Linked DNA regions of Homo sapiens: region 2 is linked to region 1. Evidence: chromatin loops called from intact Hi-C (ENCODE). Cell type or tissue: PC-3. All regions are shown on one strand.

Evidence for each region. Hi-C counts contacts between places; a loop is a spot of excess contacts. Peaks named below come from ENCODE experiments on the same cell type or tissue, not always from the same donor. Only the 100,000 strongest peaks of a DNase experiment are listed, where the experiment ranks them.
Region 2: a loop joins it to region 1, with 3.0 times the contacts of the local background. A loop is called at or near these places in 2 of 110 quality-filtered maps.

What each region holds. Positions count from the first base shown.
Region 1 is chr12:28,868,704-28,876,703 of GRCh38, forward strand. No RefSeq gene overlaps it. Among named protein-coding and RNA genes, the nearest start is that of FAR2, 280 kb to the right of the region's middle. In PC-3, no CTCF peak of the experiment used is centred here; DNase peaks (open chromatin) are centred at 668, 2,518 and 4,118; H3K27ac peaks cover 4,539 bases.
Region 2 is chr12:28,437,962-28,445,961 of GRCh38, forward strand. All of the region lies in intron 8 of CCDC91 (coiled-coil domain containing 91), which reads left to right. Among named protein-coding and RNA genes, the nearest start is that of CCDC91, 250 kb to the left of the region's middle. In PC-3, no CTCF peak of the experiment used is centred here; no DNase peak of the experiment used is centred here.

The sequences.
Region 1 (8,000 bases):
CTAATTACCATGAGACAGGCACAGTAAGTTTAGTACATCTCATCTCTCCCGTTCTCCTCCTTACGTCCATGCTCCCTTTTTGAAGTATGTAAGAAGGTCTCTATTTTACTTTTTCATCAGTTCTTAGTTCATTACAATGAAACAAACATTACGATGAGCATTTACTATATACTATATACTGGGGATTTCTTGTAATCAAGAAGCTTACTCGGTCCAACAGGTTGGCATATTTTTCATTCTTTTAATGGTCACACTTATTCATTCCTAAATTTGACACTGACTTATAATGATAAATAAATTGACTACCATAGATACTAAAAGAATCATCTGAAATTCAGATTATCCCAATTTCTCCCAATTTCATCCTTTATTTTGACTGGTGGTGTCTAAGTGCATGCAAGACAAGCTCTTTCTCTGTGAATTTCAAAGGGAGTGCACTAGGAAAAAACTTCATGTTTTTTTCTTCTGTAAATCGTCAATTTGGAGGGTTTTTTTGGTACAAATGGAGTCAGAGTGCTTTATTCCCTTGTATCTCTCACATTATGTGGGTTTGTTAACTGCATGAGTCATATGGCTACAACTTTTGAAAATTTCAGACTTAACAATAAACAGTAAGAGAACAGATCTCCTTTATCTCTGGAGCTGGGTATTCCGTCATTTATAGACAGTTGCCCAGAGCTATGAAATGCTGAGTGTGTGAGTGACCAACTAGGGGAGGTGTTTGGAGCAGACATTCACTCCGTCTGTGTCTGTATAATACTTGCCTGAGACCTGTTTATCTTCCATCTCTAACCTCAGCAAATCTGTGTCCGTGACTAGGGAAATGTGGGAGAACTCAAGGGGGCATAAAAATAAAAAGATGATTTCGTTTTATAAGAACATGAAAGAAACTGACATGCTCTGTTGAAGTGCCCAGTAGTTCAGAATGTGACCTTATGTGGAAACAGGGTCTTTGAATGTGACCTTATGTGGAAAAGGGGAAATTGAATGTGGTAATCATTTCTACATTCATTTCCTGGGGCTGCCATTAAAAAGGTACTACATACCAGGTGGCTGAAACAACAGAAATGTATTGTCTCACAGTTCTGGAGGCTAAAAATCCAAACTCAAGATATCAGCAGGACTGGTTGTTTCTGAGGGCACTGAGGGAGAATCTGTTCCACACCTGTCTCCTGGCTTTTGGTAGCATCAGGCATTCGTTGGCTTGTAGATGGCATTCTCTCTGCATTTTCACATTATCTTCCCTCTATATATATCTGTCTCCATGTCCAAATTTCTCCTTTTTATAAAGACACCAGTCATATTGGATTAGGCCCACCCTAATGCTCTCATTTTAACTTGATTACCCATATAAAGACCCTGTTTCCACATAAGGTCACATTCTGAACTACTGGGCACTTCAACGTATCTTTGGGAAAGATAATTCAACCCACAGCAATCACCAAGAAAGTGAAGTGACATGCAGACTTAGAAGCAAACCTAATAAATCTGCATTCTTTAAATAAAAGCCTTGTGGCTCTTCCTCCTCACACAGCTTCAGTCCTTAGACTGACTTGTGCCCGACTTAAATAAGGACTGTGTGTGAACAGAATTTTCTACCTCCTGAGGCTCTGAATATATTTCAAGATAGAACCATGAATTTGTGTATTCATTCCAGGCCAGGTCTGGGGCAATAATTCTAAATCACAGTGCCAAATCTGTTATTAGTTAACTTGTTTTCCAAGCTACTTTTTTATGAGTCTTCATTTTTTGATCTGTCAAATGGGCATGAGTATGTATGTCTTAACTATCCCACTAGAATATATAAACTCTGCAAGTATAGGGATGTTAGTGTATTTTGCTCACTAAAATATTCCAAAGCAGCCAGAACAATGTTGGCACATAGTAGGCAATTAATATGTATTAAATTCATAAATGAATAAATAGGCTTGCTACATGCATTAAGTTTATATTATGCATGAAAAGATCTAAAAGTTAAAATGTTCTGGCCAGGCGCAGTGGCTCATGCCTGTAATCCCAGCACTTTGGGAAGCTGAGGCCGATGGATCATCTGAGGTCAGGAGTTTGAGACCAGCCTGGCCAACATGGTGAAACCCCATCTCTACTAAAAATACAAAAATTAGTAAGGTGTGGTGGCACGCACCTGTAATCCTAGCTACTCAGGAGGCTGAGGCAGAAGAATAGCTTGAACCTGGGTAGCGGAGGTTGCAGTGAGCTGAGATTGCGCCATTGCACTCCAGCCTGGGTGACAGAGCAAGACTCTGTCAAAAAAAAAAAAAAAAAAATTAAATGTTCTGTAATGGAGAGAGTTTGCAGTAGAGAGGAAGAGGTGTGCTGAGGAAGTTAGAAGATGAAGTGTCTGGCCTCAGCACTGCTGACTCACTGTATGGTCTATCCTTAACTGTAAAGTAAGGGAGATAATTTCTAAAGTCTCTTTCACTCTAAAATTCTGAACTTATATTTTTATGACAGGAAATGCAGTGATAATGTGTGTTTCTAAGTCCCATGTAATAGAGGCAAACCCTCTGGTACATACTATACCTACTTTTTGTTCTCAGGCTTTCTTAGGGTCTATGACTAATTTGAACTCCTTCCTTTGTACACAGACTGAACTTGAGCCACACCCTTGAAACCAGTTGAAATGGAACCCATTCTCAAGTGTTTGGGCTGGAACCATGGAAAGAGAGCAGATGCAATGGTCAGACTTTCTCTCATGTGTATTCTTCTCCAGACTTGGTACAAAATTGAAAAGGAAGTTTCATGTGCAGAAAACTACCAGGAATGAAAAGTAGTGGGTTTGGATGACTTTCCCAGAGTGGTGGGAATTTGGAATTCTTATAATGCAAATCAATACTAAGTCCGTTTAGAATCAGACAAACAAAGTGATGATTATTTTACGTTTTTGGGCCCAGAGCAAATCTGCTTCCAGCTAGTCTAGTACCTATTAACATTTATAAAGTTCTTTCTAGTAAAGGACAAGTCTTTGGGGAATAGCTCATGCCTAGCTATTTCGTGCCTTTTCACACTTGGCATAAAACAGATCTACAAATCCAGGTTTTGATGTGGAAATTCTTCCTTGTTATAAGAATTCTGATTCTTGAAATCCTCCCTTTCCCACCCCACTCTCATCTCCTAAAACTACCTGGTGGTGAAAGAAGTCAGTGGGGAATCATTTCTTAAGCATTATGATTGGCCTGCAAGAAAAATCTACTCTGCTGGTTTTATGACCCAGATGGAGGCTCAGACCCTCTCTACCAGGGATGGCAATTCTCATTGACTCCAGACATGCATGCGCTGTCTATCCAGGGCATGTTGTGGGTATCTTCAGTACCTCTCTTCTCCGGGTTTCTAATAACTTTAACTGTTCAATTTCCGCTCCCTTTGCTATCCTATAAAAAATGCAACCCCTTAAAGTGAGGAAGCTGCCTCAGCCAGGAATCACTCAGCTCACACGTACCAATATGTTGCCTACGGAGTTCAATGAGAAGTATGTTTCTTACTCCTTGGATGAATAGCTAGACCTAAAAATCCTATTGGCCCCAAAATATCATGGTATCTTTTGGAATATAAACTCTTTAAGCAATCCTGATATGATTTCTTGATAGTGACCACTTCCTTGTCCAGAGGAGTGTGTATATGGCAGCAATTGTACTAGGTTCTGGGATATAAAGGTAAATGCCACATGAATTTGCCCTCAGAAACTTCACATTCCAGATGGAGAAACAGATAGGTAAACAACCACCTGCAACACAGTGTGAGCTATAGAGATGATAGATAGATATTAGATAGATAATAGAGATAGATATAGATAGGTAGATGATAGAAAGAAAGAATGGACAGGCACATTGTTTAGGGGAAGATTTGTTTCATGTAGGGGTTCCTGGGTGGTTGGTTCACAAAGGGTCATATCTGATCTGGGCTTTGAAGAGTAGGAAGGAAATAATATTCCTGGCAGAAAGAGAACAATGTGAGCAAAAGCAACTTGGGTGCGGTAAAGTAATGGTGAGTAATGTGGTAAAGTATGGTATCTTCTGCATGGCTGGAAGATACCGTATTTTAGGTGGAGTGGTTGGAAATAAACTGGAAAACTTGGACCAGTTCTCCAAGCTCCCACCTGGGCTGACTCTCTAATAGAAGGTCAACTTTTGGCAGCTCAGCAGCTACCCCTACTGGCAAGGCAGAGTTGGTATCATGAATTTTGAATAGGGTCTTGCCTGTCTTGGGAGCAGCATTTCTTCAAAACATGTACTATGCGTTAGCACTTCCAGCTCTAACCTTCATCCTCACCCCGCCATTAAGCTATTCTATGAAAAAGGGATACGAGGGCTAACGATGCATTTGTGATATAGTGCTGCTAATCAGCATAAGGCTATATTCAGCAATACAGGAAATGTCTTTGGGACCCCTGTAGAAGTAGTTGAGGCTACTCAATAGTTTTGTTTGAGGCTACTCAACTGTTTATATTTTCAATAGGTTTCAGTTCCCGAAAGATTATAGCAGTGTGGCCTCCATCAGCTTGTCTCCATCTTATTGATAAATTCATGAAGGTTTTAATACCAGTTACATGCCAGACATGACCAGAAACTTATCCCCATCAAGAGGGAGAATTTCCATCTTCGGAGCTGAAGAAGAGATGAGTGTAACACTTCTAATTTTTTTTCCAACACTCTATCAATTAGCTTTCCCCATATTTTCCAAAAGAAAACTTTACTTTTCTCCTCCACAGAAATTTTGGATTTCTAAGGTGAAGGAACTCCTCCTGATTCTTCAAGTTTAAGGGTGGCCACAAGAAATAAATATATGCAGTGTTTTCCCTGGGGCTTAAGTGAAAAATCTAAGGGATGGGATGAAAGGGACTGAGTAGGGAAACATGAGATTCTTTCAGAGCTTTCAGTCTACTGAAAAGTCCTCGTTTGACCTAAACTCTAATTTTCTAGGAAGTATGGGAGTCCCAGGTTACTTCATTTCCAAGGTACAGGAGATTTCTTTCTAGTTTTGATGATCTACTTGCCCTTCAAAATAAAAGGGGATATTTACAGGAGTCATTACTCTCTGTGACATCCTCAGGAATGATGTCCACCCTTAGCCCAAGCTCGAGAAGAATTAGAGGATGGGACAAAATAACATTCACTTGAGAACAGGTTTTTAGTTATTCCTAGTATCAGGACAAATGCCAAGCAATCTTTCTCACCATCTATGAATGATGCAGCAGGCCCGCCAAAGTCAAACTCTGGGATCCCTCAAGTCACTAAGTCATAACTCAAATCCACATGTTATGGAAGCAAAGACTACTCTTGGTGGCTGTTCTGGTCTAGTAAGACAGTTCTAGTATTGCTCTTGTGAGTAATAAAGGCCAGGTGTCAACAGCTCCAACAGCAATAGTAGAAGCTAAGAGGGGGACAGCAGGGACATAGGTGTCATCCGTTCCAAATTATAGTCTGTGTACAGAGAAAGTGCACAGCCTGGAGAGGACAAGGAGAGAAGAATTTGGCTTATTATCGAAACCAGACATTTTAGTCATAACTGCTCCCTGTTCTCTGACCTTTCTCCCTGTGGCTGGAGTTTGGATTCTAGTCCTAGCTTAAGTCCTTTTCTGTGTAAATCAAGAAAATAGAACTCATTCTAGGTGTTTCAAATAAAAAAAAGGGTACAATAAAGGGAAATGTGCTTAGCAAACTGTTAGAAGGGCTAAAAAAGCAAAGATTGAGAGAGGGTCCACTAACATTCCTGCCTCTTTGGCAAAACAACCGGAAAATGCTGCCACACCGTAGGGCAAAAGACCAGGAAACTGGATGAAAGGCTAGAGTGCAGTGGCGCGATCTCAGCTCACCGCCACCTTCGCCTCCCAGGTTCAAGTGATTCTCCTGCGTCAGCCTCCCTAGTAGCTGGGATTACAGGCATGCGCCACCACATCCGGCTAATTTTGTATTTTTAGTAGAGATTGGGTTTCACAATGTTGGCCAGGCTGGTCTCAAACTCCTGACCTCAGGTGATCCACCCGCCTCGGCTTCCCAAAGTGTGGGGATCATAGGTGGGAGGCACCGTGCCTGGCCAGCCTTCACATCTTGTTCAAAGATTTGTTAATGTTAAATGGTAACAAAAGTCTGTGAGTGAGAGAGTGTAGTAGAATGTATTTCTAACTGTATTTCTTCCATTCCCTATGATATAAGAGAGATTATAGAACAGGGTGGAGTGGGAGCTAAATGACAACAGTCGACATACAGGAAACACTCCTCTGGGGTGTTTACCTTCTGGGTTGAACTGCATGTTCACAGTTGGCTGGTATCTTGGCCTGTGCTGGGTTTCTACACACACTGAGGGAGCCGGTGAGATTGCTTTGTTTCCTGTGATCAAGAGCAGGCTTAGCATGTCAAAAAACGTTATCTTTGTATTGCCATCAAGCAGCATCATGTAGTCTTGCCTTGGCTTCACAATTCAAAAGTTAACATTTTTCCTACATAGTTTTTCTCTCTCCCTTTCCCCATCACAATTACTTCAACAAAATCAAATGGGCATCTTCTCATCCAAAAATACTGTTGAGCACTTTCCTCCTCCTTACTAGAGGCCTCAAATTCATGTCAAAAACCAGACAGCATTAAAGAATAAAAGGATTGAAAGGACACAAGGTAAATAGGAAGAGCTGGGTAAAAGCATATTGCAGTATAAATTAAATTAAATTATCCAAAACTCTCTGTAAGTGAAACAAAAGAGCAGAGAAGGAAAAGCTCATTAAGGCTTGTGCACTTACTGTTGGCTTCATTGGAAAAGGAGAAATACTAACTAGGTTCAGAGGGGAGATTTGGGTAGAAGGAAAGAAGAGAAGGCATTCCAAATGTGCCTATGTATATTGCTTATGTCAGAGTCAGTGAAGGTATCTGTTACGTGGGAGTTGAAGATGGTCTGAGAGATGAATGAAAAATCACACTGATGAAGATCTAGGTAGCCTCTTTGAGGCATTTGTCCTTCATAGGGTGAGGAGTAAAATCCATTGATGGTTCTTTCTTGCTACTACTCTCTATGTCCATATAGATCCAGTATTTTGGTTCCTTGTGGATATGTACATAAAGAAATACCTTAAAATGAAAGCAGAAGAGGGCACTAGGAAATGTCAGACAGATATGGAATCAGCTGTCAGCTCCACCCTTCACTAGTTGTGATAAGTAGTATTCACTAACCCTTAAGTCCCAGATTCTAGGTGTATGTAATAGGCACAGCATGAACATATCTCTCAGGTCTGTTGTGAAAAGTAAAGTGGTAAGGTGAATGATGCACTTCTCCTGGCACCTAACACAGAGTAAGCATTCAACAATTGTTAACTGGTTTTATTTTCCTTTAATAAGTAGAAAAACTAACCACTAAGTAACCACATCTAGGTGTATAGGAACTTCTAGAAACCAGACTTATCTCAAGAATTATCCCTTTAGTTCTATTTTTTAAAAAAACCCAAACTTCCAGAGTCAAATACACTGGGTAAAGTTTCCATAGTTTTGAATTTTACAAAGCCTCTCTACATGCCAGGGCTTTACATAGAGAGTGTCTGGATTCTGCACTTAGGGAATCCATGTCTCCATGATGCACATAAAAATATGAAGAGTTTGCTTCTCATCAAGCCATAGAAGAATGACTAATTATAGAATGCCAGACGAGATAATTAGATGGTACAGACAATAGCTATTATCACAAGCACTAACACATGGTTACTTGCAGTCTACTGTGCCAGAACTGTCAGGAATCCTCCAACTCCGTATACTGCTGGAATATATTGAAGAGATCACTTCATAGCCTGAGCATCTGCAGGAGCAAATGAGTGAAGAATTACTTCACCTCCAAAATAAAGAGAATGACTTGATTGCTTTAACTTATACTTGCTTAACCTTCTTGGCTGAAGGATAACATAGCACAATGTAGAAGTGCCCTCTAACGTTGATTTAGGGGCAAAAGAAAAAAAAATATTGGCTGAGGGTGGGAAGAACCTGGCCCCTGATACTTGCAGGTGTATT
Region 2 (8,000 bases), 430 kb before region 1:
AAAATAGACATGCATGAAAAATTGAGGACTAAATACGTAGTATTTTCTGATGATACATTTTTAGGAATAGGAATTGTAGAGTGTAAGGATGTTTATGACACTTAAGCATCAAATTGTTTCCTCAAAAGTACTATGTTAATTGTGCTACAGTTTGCAAGTGTGCATTAATCTGTTTCTTTCTTTTCTCTGCTGCTATGGTATGGATGTTTGTGTCTCCTCCAAAATTCCTACTGCAACTTCAGCATCTTTGTAATGTCCATATCTCCGGTAGTAAGAGGTGGGCCCTTTGAGAGTTGATTAGGTCATGAGGGCTCCACCATATAAATGGGACTAGTACTTTACAAAAGGGCTTGAGGGGCAAGTTTGGCTCTTCTACCATGTGAGAACATGGCCTTTGTCTGCTCAAGAGGACATAGCATTCATGGACCATCTTTGAAGCAGAGAACAGGTCCTCACCAGATACAGAACCTAACCTGCTGGTGTCTTGATCTTAGACTTTCTAGCTTCCAAAACTGTGGGAATTTTTTATTATGTATAAATCATCCAGTCTGTGGTATTTTGTTACAGCAGCACAAATGGACTAAGATACTTGCTAAAATAATTATCTTATATACATGCATTATTTATTTCAAATGCCCATTTGAAGGCAACTGTTAGGTTGAAATAAGTTTATGGATGCTCCCTGACTTAATGACAGTTTGACTTAGGATTTTTCAACTTTCTGATGTGAGAAAGCTGTATGCATTCAGTAGAAACCATAACCCTGTCATGAGTTGAGAGACTTACAACTTAGGATGCATTTTCAATTTATGATATTTTTGACATAGAATGGATTTATCATGGCATAACCCCATCTTAAGTTGAGGAGCATCTGTACTAAGTTGTACATAGGCACTCATAGGGAATAATAGAATTGGGATACATTTTCAAAAGCTATTTCACTTGAAAATGGTTGAAACAGAAATAATCCTCTGCTTAAATTGAGGATTGTCACAATCTTTGGCATTTAATAAAACATACACTATCCAAATATAGAGACATCATATGAAAATATAAACCAGGCCTGCCTTTTTAATGCTGATGCATCTCCCAATTTTTGTGTCATTCCTAATCACTCCCTTAAGTCAAAGTCCTACTTAAATAGGAAGAACAACTTATTTGCTAATTTTTTTCTCATGCCTATCAGTAATATGGCTATTTGGTTGAAGTAAATCTGCTATTATAGTTTTATGTTTTATTCATAGTAAGAAGCTTATTGCTATTATTTTGGGCTTGTGGTAACTTCTTTAAGTAGATTTAATCTCACAGTTTATCTATGTTAGGTTTTGTTTCCAAATATTATTTAATCTGTTGGCCCATAAATGGGTGAAATGTCCGTGAATCATTTTATTTTAAGAAGTTTATTAAATTTATTTAGTGTCTTTTAAGTCATGTTAAGTGGAGGCGTATTTACGAGTGTGTTTAAGACAATCTTACCAGATCACTTGATCTTACTCAATGTTTAAGCTTTATAGAAGGTAAAATAAGATGCTCATGAGTTTCTGTTACAGAATATATACTAACCCCCTCCACACACAATACACAAAATAATGTGAAGTTTGTGGATGTATGGTCAGTGGAAGTTTATACCTGAACATGAGCCACCATGATTGCTTAGTCTAAAATGTAATGTACAGAAAACTGCCATGTGTGATTGTGATTAAATTTGTCTACAATATCTTTTGTGACTCACATTCCAGGAAAGAAGAGGTTTTTTTTTTCTTTCTTTTTTCTTTTTTTTTTTTTTTAACAGGAATCAAGTAAAAACCACAGAACCTCTATATTTATATTTGAGTCTGAATCAAACATTTTCACTTGGAAGAATTTTTTCCAAAGGAGGGGAAAACAACTGTTTCTGAGTGCCTTTATTTTAGGTTAATTTTTTCAAAAGATTATCTCTGACACCTTTGCATTAAGTATCTAATGTATTAGTGGGACTCCATGGTTTGCATTTATTTCTTCAATTTGCTAAAAAAAAAAAAAGTCTACTAAAATTTCAATTTTTGAAAAGCAATTAATAGAATATCTTAGATAAGCAAAATGTAATAAACTCTTCACTATTTTTGGATGAGGTCTACTGGTATAGATTTCAGTTAATTTTCCTAATGCCTTTTTAAATTCTGGAAAGCCATCTTGTTAACCAGAGCAATCAGGGTAAATGACCACATGTAACCTATGTTACCGTGAAAACAAAGCAATATTAACTTTTCCTTAACTAGTGGCTTTGTTTATAAGTAGGAATAATAGTGAAGCTGTATGGCCTGTTTTGTTTCTCCCATATTGCCTCACTAGGTATGATGGTAAGTAATTATTGCCTAATTACAGAGCCCTGCTGTGAAATGAACACAGCCTGCATGTGTCCTATGCCTTTAACCCAGTTCGTATACAAACCAATTAGTATACCAGTCTAAAGCTAGAGTTAATGATTGCACAACTCTTAATTTTAGATTGATCATTGACCTATATGTAAAAGCTCTTAGAAGAAAATACAGTAGAAGATCTTCTTGACCTGGATGTAGGCAATAATTTTGTGGTACACACAAAGCAATAGTCATAAAAGAAAAATCGATAAATTAGGGTTTATCTGATTGAAAACTTGAAAACTTCTGCTACTTGAAAGACATCATTAAGAAAGTGAAAAGGCAAGCCACAAACTGGGAAAAACATTCATGAAACATATATCTGACAAAGAGTTTATATCCAGAGTATATAAATCAGTAATAAAAAAAGAGAACTAAAAATATATGAACAGCAGGCTTAAAAGAAAAAATTTAGAGGCTGGGAGCAGTGGCTCACGCCTGTAATCCTAGCACTTTGGGAGGCCGAGGTGGGCGGATTGCCTGAGCTCAGGAGTTCAAGACCAGCCTGGGCAACACGGTGAAACCCTGTCTCTACTAAAATACAAAAATTAGCCAGGCGTGGTGGTGTGCACCTGTAATCCCAGCTACTCAGGAGGCTGAGACAGGAGAATAATTTGAATCCGGGAGGTGGAGGTTGCAGTGAGCCAAGATCGTGCCACTGCTCTCCAGCCTGGGTGACAGAGCAAGACTCCATCTCAAAAAAAAAAAAAAAAAAAAAAAAAAAGAAAAGAAAAAGAAAGAACTTAGAAAATATAAGAATGGCCAATAAGCACATGATAAAATACTTAACATTTTTAGTCATTATGGAAATTCAGTTTAAAACCATAATGAGAGAGAGACTTTTGTACATCCAGTAAAATAGCTAAAATTTAACAGACTGAAATCACCAAATGGTGAGTGTGTAAATTAATAGGAACTCTCATACATTACTGGTAGTACAACCATTTTGGAAAAAGATTTGACAGTTTTTTATAAATTTAATCATACACAGTCCTACTAAGTATGCAAAAGAAATAAAAATGTATATCAAAGAATGTCTGTGATTCCTTTATTCACAGTAGCCAATAACTGGAAGCAGTTCTAAATGTCTATCTTCAGGAGAATGGGTAAACAAATTATGGTATATTTATACAGAGGAATGCTGCTTAGTAATAAAAAGGAATTTACTGATACATACAACTAACTTGTATGGATGAGTATTACAGATTTTTTGGCAGAGCGATGAAGCCTGTGTGTATGTATACATATATATATATATATCTCATATGTGTATATATATCTCTCTCTCATATGTGTATATATATATATCTCATATATATCTCATGTGTATATATATATCTCTCTCATATATATATCTCATATATATCATATATCTCATATATATATCTCATATATATATGTATATGTGTATGCATGTGATATATGGTCAGAGGAAAATATCAGAACACTTGTTGCTTTGGGGAAAGGGAATTTTTTGGGTAATGAAAATATTCTATGTCATGATAAAGATGTGTATCACACAGCTAAGTGCATAGCTAAGATTGTTCAAGCTTGTATAGCTAAGATTTGTGTATTTTCATATATGTAAAATCTACCTAAAGAAAAAGACTTTTAAAATAATCATTATCAAGTAGGTAGTGGGTGGCATTACAGATGATAAAAGATTGGCAGAATATTGATAATTGTTGAAAGTGAGTGATAGGTGTAGAGAGTTCCATTATTCTATTTTGTTTACTATCTATATGTTCAAAGCATTCTGCAGTAAATGTTTAAGTGTGAAAAGACCAACCACAAACAAAAGAGGAATTACTACTGCCTGTGTATTCAGAGAACACATTGAATCCAGGAGGATGCGTTGTCATTCTCTAGGTGATAGACTGAGGAGTATTAAGAATGAAGTGTTGAGAAAAGGCTATTTCAGGCATTCATGAAAATTCGTGACATATTTTACTTAGAACCACATTGTTATGTGTATGAAATGATGAGGAGTTTAGACGTTATACAATAGACCAGAGTTTTTGAGTCCTTGTTTGCCAAGGATTCTTTGAAGATTTGAATTCACAGTGTCATTATACATAACTCTGAAAAAAATAATACAAGGGCAATTTTCTGAAAAGGCCAATTTGCCGCTGTGAATGGCACATACTGTGTAATAAAACTGTTCTAGATTTTTAGAGTGATCTGAAAAAGATTTGTGAAGTCTGAAAGTTTCACATACCAAGAACAAAAATATACTTTCAACTTTTTGGTTTATCTTTCTTGTTCACTCAGAGGGCATGGATCTAGAATACCAAATCAAAAAATGAGTATGAACTGGGAAGATAAACTCTTGAGTGAGTATTCTATATTCTCAGTAGATAACAATGAGAAAGTATATATGTTCATTTTAGATCAGAAACAAAAGACCGTTTTTGAAATAATTGATTATATTTTACAAGGGAACAAGGTTTTAAAGTATTTTATGATCAAATGTCAAAGTATGTTTGTTTGTTTGTTTGTTTTCATGAATGAAGAGAATAAGTGCCTAACTTGTCTCAGATTTTGGTATCAGTTCTATAACTGTTTCCTATAAGAAGAAAGGCCTGTATAAAATAGTATTGAATATATGCAGGAGGCTTTTATGAGGTAACATTGTTTATGTGTCTGTATATGGATTGTATGTTATGACGGCTCACAGCTAAAAAGGTTTCTAGTATCCTGTATCTGTTAAAGTTGGAAGGAGATGGAAATAGGATGTTCTCTAATTTTTTTAAATAGAAATCTCATGGTTTGAATTTTTTTCCCAGGTCTAGTTTAATGAATTATCTGTTATGATCTAGGTCTCTAATTCTTCTCCCTTAATAGTTAATTAGGATAATCCAGAAAAGGAGTCCTAGGCAAAAAAAAAAAAAAGAGAGTTAAGCAACATTTCTTAGTCTAGGATATATTCCATTTTTCTTGTCAGAACTATAATTTGCTGCCCTCGACCTCTTTTCTAAGCTTTAAACTAATATTTCAACAGACTTCTGAACAGCATACTAAAAATTAATACTCCATTGGCATCTGTAATAAAAGCAAATAAAAGAGGCTATATAGAGCAAAGTGGTTTGTAATTTTTTATTTATTCATTCATTCATGCATGCATGAATGCCTATGTTTGTTTATTCTATAAATACACTGAGAGCCTCTAGAGGGTAAACTTCTGTAAGGTCTAATGGAAGCAACAGATGGATGGCAGGCAACAGAATGTTTGATAGTACTTAATGACAATAGAAAGAAAACCTAATATGATGAAAAAAAGAAAAATGAGACTAGCAGTAGAGCCATTAGCACTGAGACTTAGACATGTGTGGTGCCACTATTAGCATGTACTCTTGACAGTGTTTCTCAAGCTAACTGGGATGACAGAACATTTTTTAAAAATCTGTCAGGGGTTTATACTTGTACAAAATAGAATAAAAATTATTAGACAAACGAAATGGAAAATAAATACAAAGTACAACCCTGATGTTTTGTTATTAGGTCCAATAGTTATAAAAATTAATAAATGTTTATAAAACTTGCTAAACGCAAACTATAAATTTCTATACTGTGGTAACAATAGTTTGCAGAACCTGTTTACTGGTTTTTGACCATACTATTTCTATATCCCTAAACCCTTCAGTGAAGGGGAATGGTGATAGCATCATTGGTCACAGGCCTCTAGGAATAGCATAGCCCTGTTTCTATAGGGTTATTTAACAAACTGAATGATAGCACAGTAAATTCACTTAATGTGCCCCTGATGGAATTGTTGTGCTAAAGAATTTATTCGTTATAGAAGTCTGCCCATCAGCAACAAATTAAATTATATGTTATGAAACCTATTGAGGTGGAGAAGAATGGCATTCATTTACAAAAATTTTCTATCACAATTTTTAAATGCTGAAATTTGTCTTAGGGGCATAGTTACGATAATTTAGAAATTTATTTTCCACTGAACAATTCGTATTTCAATTGTGATGGGTAAGATTATATGAATGTAATATTTGTGAAAAATAATCACAAAATAAAATTTGGGCAGCCAGCTAGCCAAGAGAGATTGCATTTGGAGAATAGTACCAATATAAGTCCCGCGGAGGTACTTCCTCTGCCATTTTAAGATGGAATACTCTGCAGCCATTAAAAAGACAAGATCACGTGTTTGTGGGAACATGGATGGAGCTGGAGGCTATTACCTTTAGCAAACTAATGCAGGAATAGAACACCAAATACAACACATTCTCACTTACAAGTGAGAGCTAATTGATAAGAACTCATGAATACAAAGAAGGGAACAACAGACACTGGGGTCTACTTGAGAGTGGAGGGTAGGAGGAGGGAGAGGAGCAATAAAGATAACTCTCGGGTACTGGGCTTAGTACTTTGGTGATGAAATAATCTGTACAGCAAACCAACGTGACACAAGTTCAACTATGTAACAAACCTTCACATGTACTCCTGAACCTAAAATAAAAGTTTTTCTTAAAGATTTTTTTTTTTAAAAGCAGTTCCTTCTGCTCAATCATGGGAGGATAGAAAGATTAGAAATTTATTAAAACAATAGAAGCATTTCAGCAGAGAATATCCTGCACCAACACCTTTTCTTTTTCTTTCTCACTTCTTTATTAGCTAAACTATACCTTTTCTCCTTCTGATGTTTTGACCTAGTGTCATCTTAAAGAAATTTAAAATGTTAGTCTTAGTTATATATCAGTTTGTTTAAATCTGTTTTCAAAGGAGTGCTATCTAACACTTAGATTTATTATTGGCATGTACTGTTTTAGGAACTAATATCAAATGAGTGATAATTTAGTTGACATTTGACTATGCAATCCTCCTAACAGCATATTATGGTGGGTATTAGAATTATTTGGGATAGTTGGATAACTTGCCAAAGGTTCAGAGCTGGATTTGGTGAATTAAAACACTAATCTATCCTACCTCTTAGTCCCCCTCCCCCACAAAAAACCCCAGATCAGTAAAATGACACATATAAGGGACCGAAACAAAACCAACAAGCAAAAACTAACTAGGACAAATAACTATGAAAGGAGATAACAGGTGTACAATTATCAACTAATTTAGCAGAGAAGAGCAAGTTGTAATCTTAGCTTATTGAGGTGAAACCCATGAAGAAGCTGGTTTGTCCTGCAAAACCCTAGAAAGCTGTGGGAAATACAAGCACTAGGTGCTGTATAGCTCTGAAAACAAGAGGAATGGTTGAAAGTCTATATGACTAGCAGTTGTGTTCTCAAGTCCTCTTGTGCACTGTCTCAGTCAGCTCAGGCTGCCATTAAAAAGCACCCACCATAGACTGGCTTAAACAACAGGAATTTATATTTACAGTTCTGGAGGCTAGAAAGTCCAAGATCAAGGTTTCTGCTGAGTAGGCCTCTTCTTTTGGCTTGTAGGTAGCCACAGTCTTGGCTGTGTGCTCACACAGAGAGAATACGCGAGTGCTCTTTTCCCCATCCTCAGGACTTTGTCTAATCCCAGTTACCTCCTAAAGGCCCCATCTCCAACTGCTATCACATTGGGGATTAGGGCTTTGGCATATAAATTTGTGGGGGAGGGAGGTAAAAAATATTTATTCCTTAACAC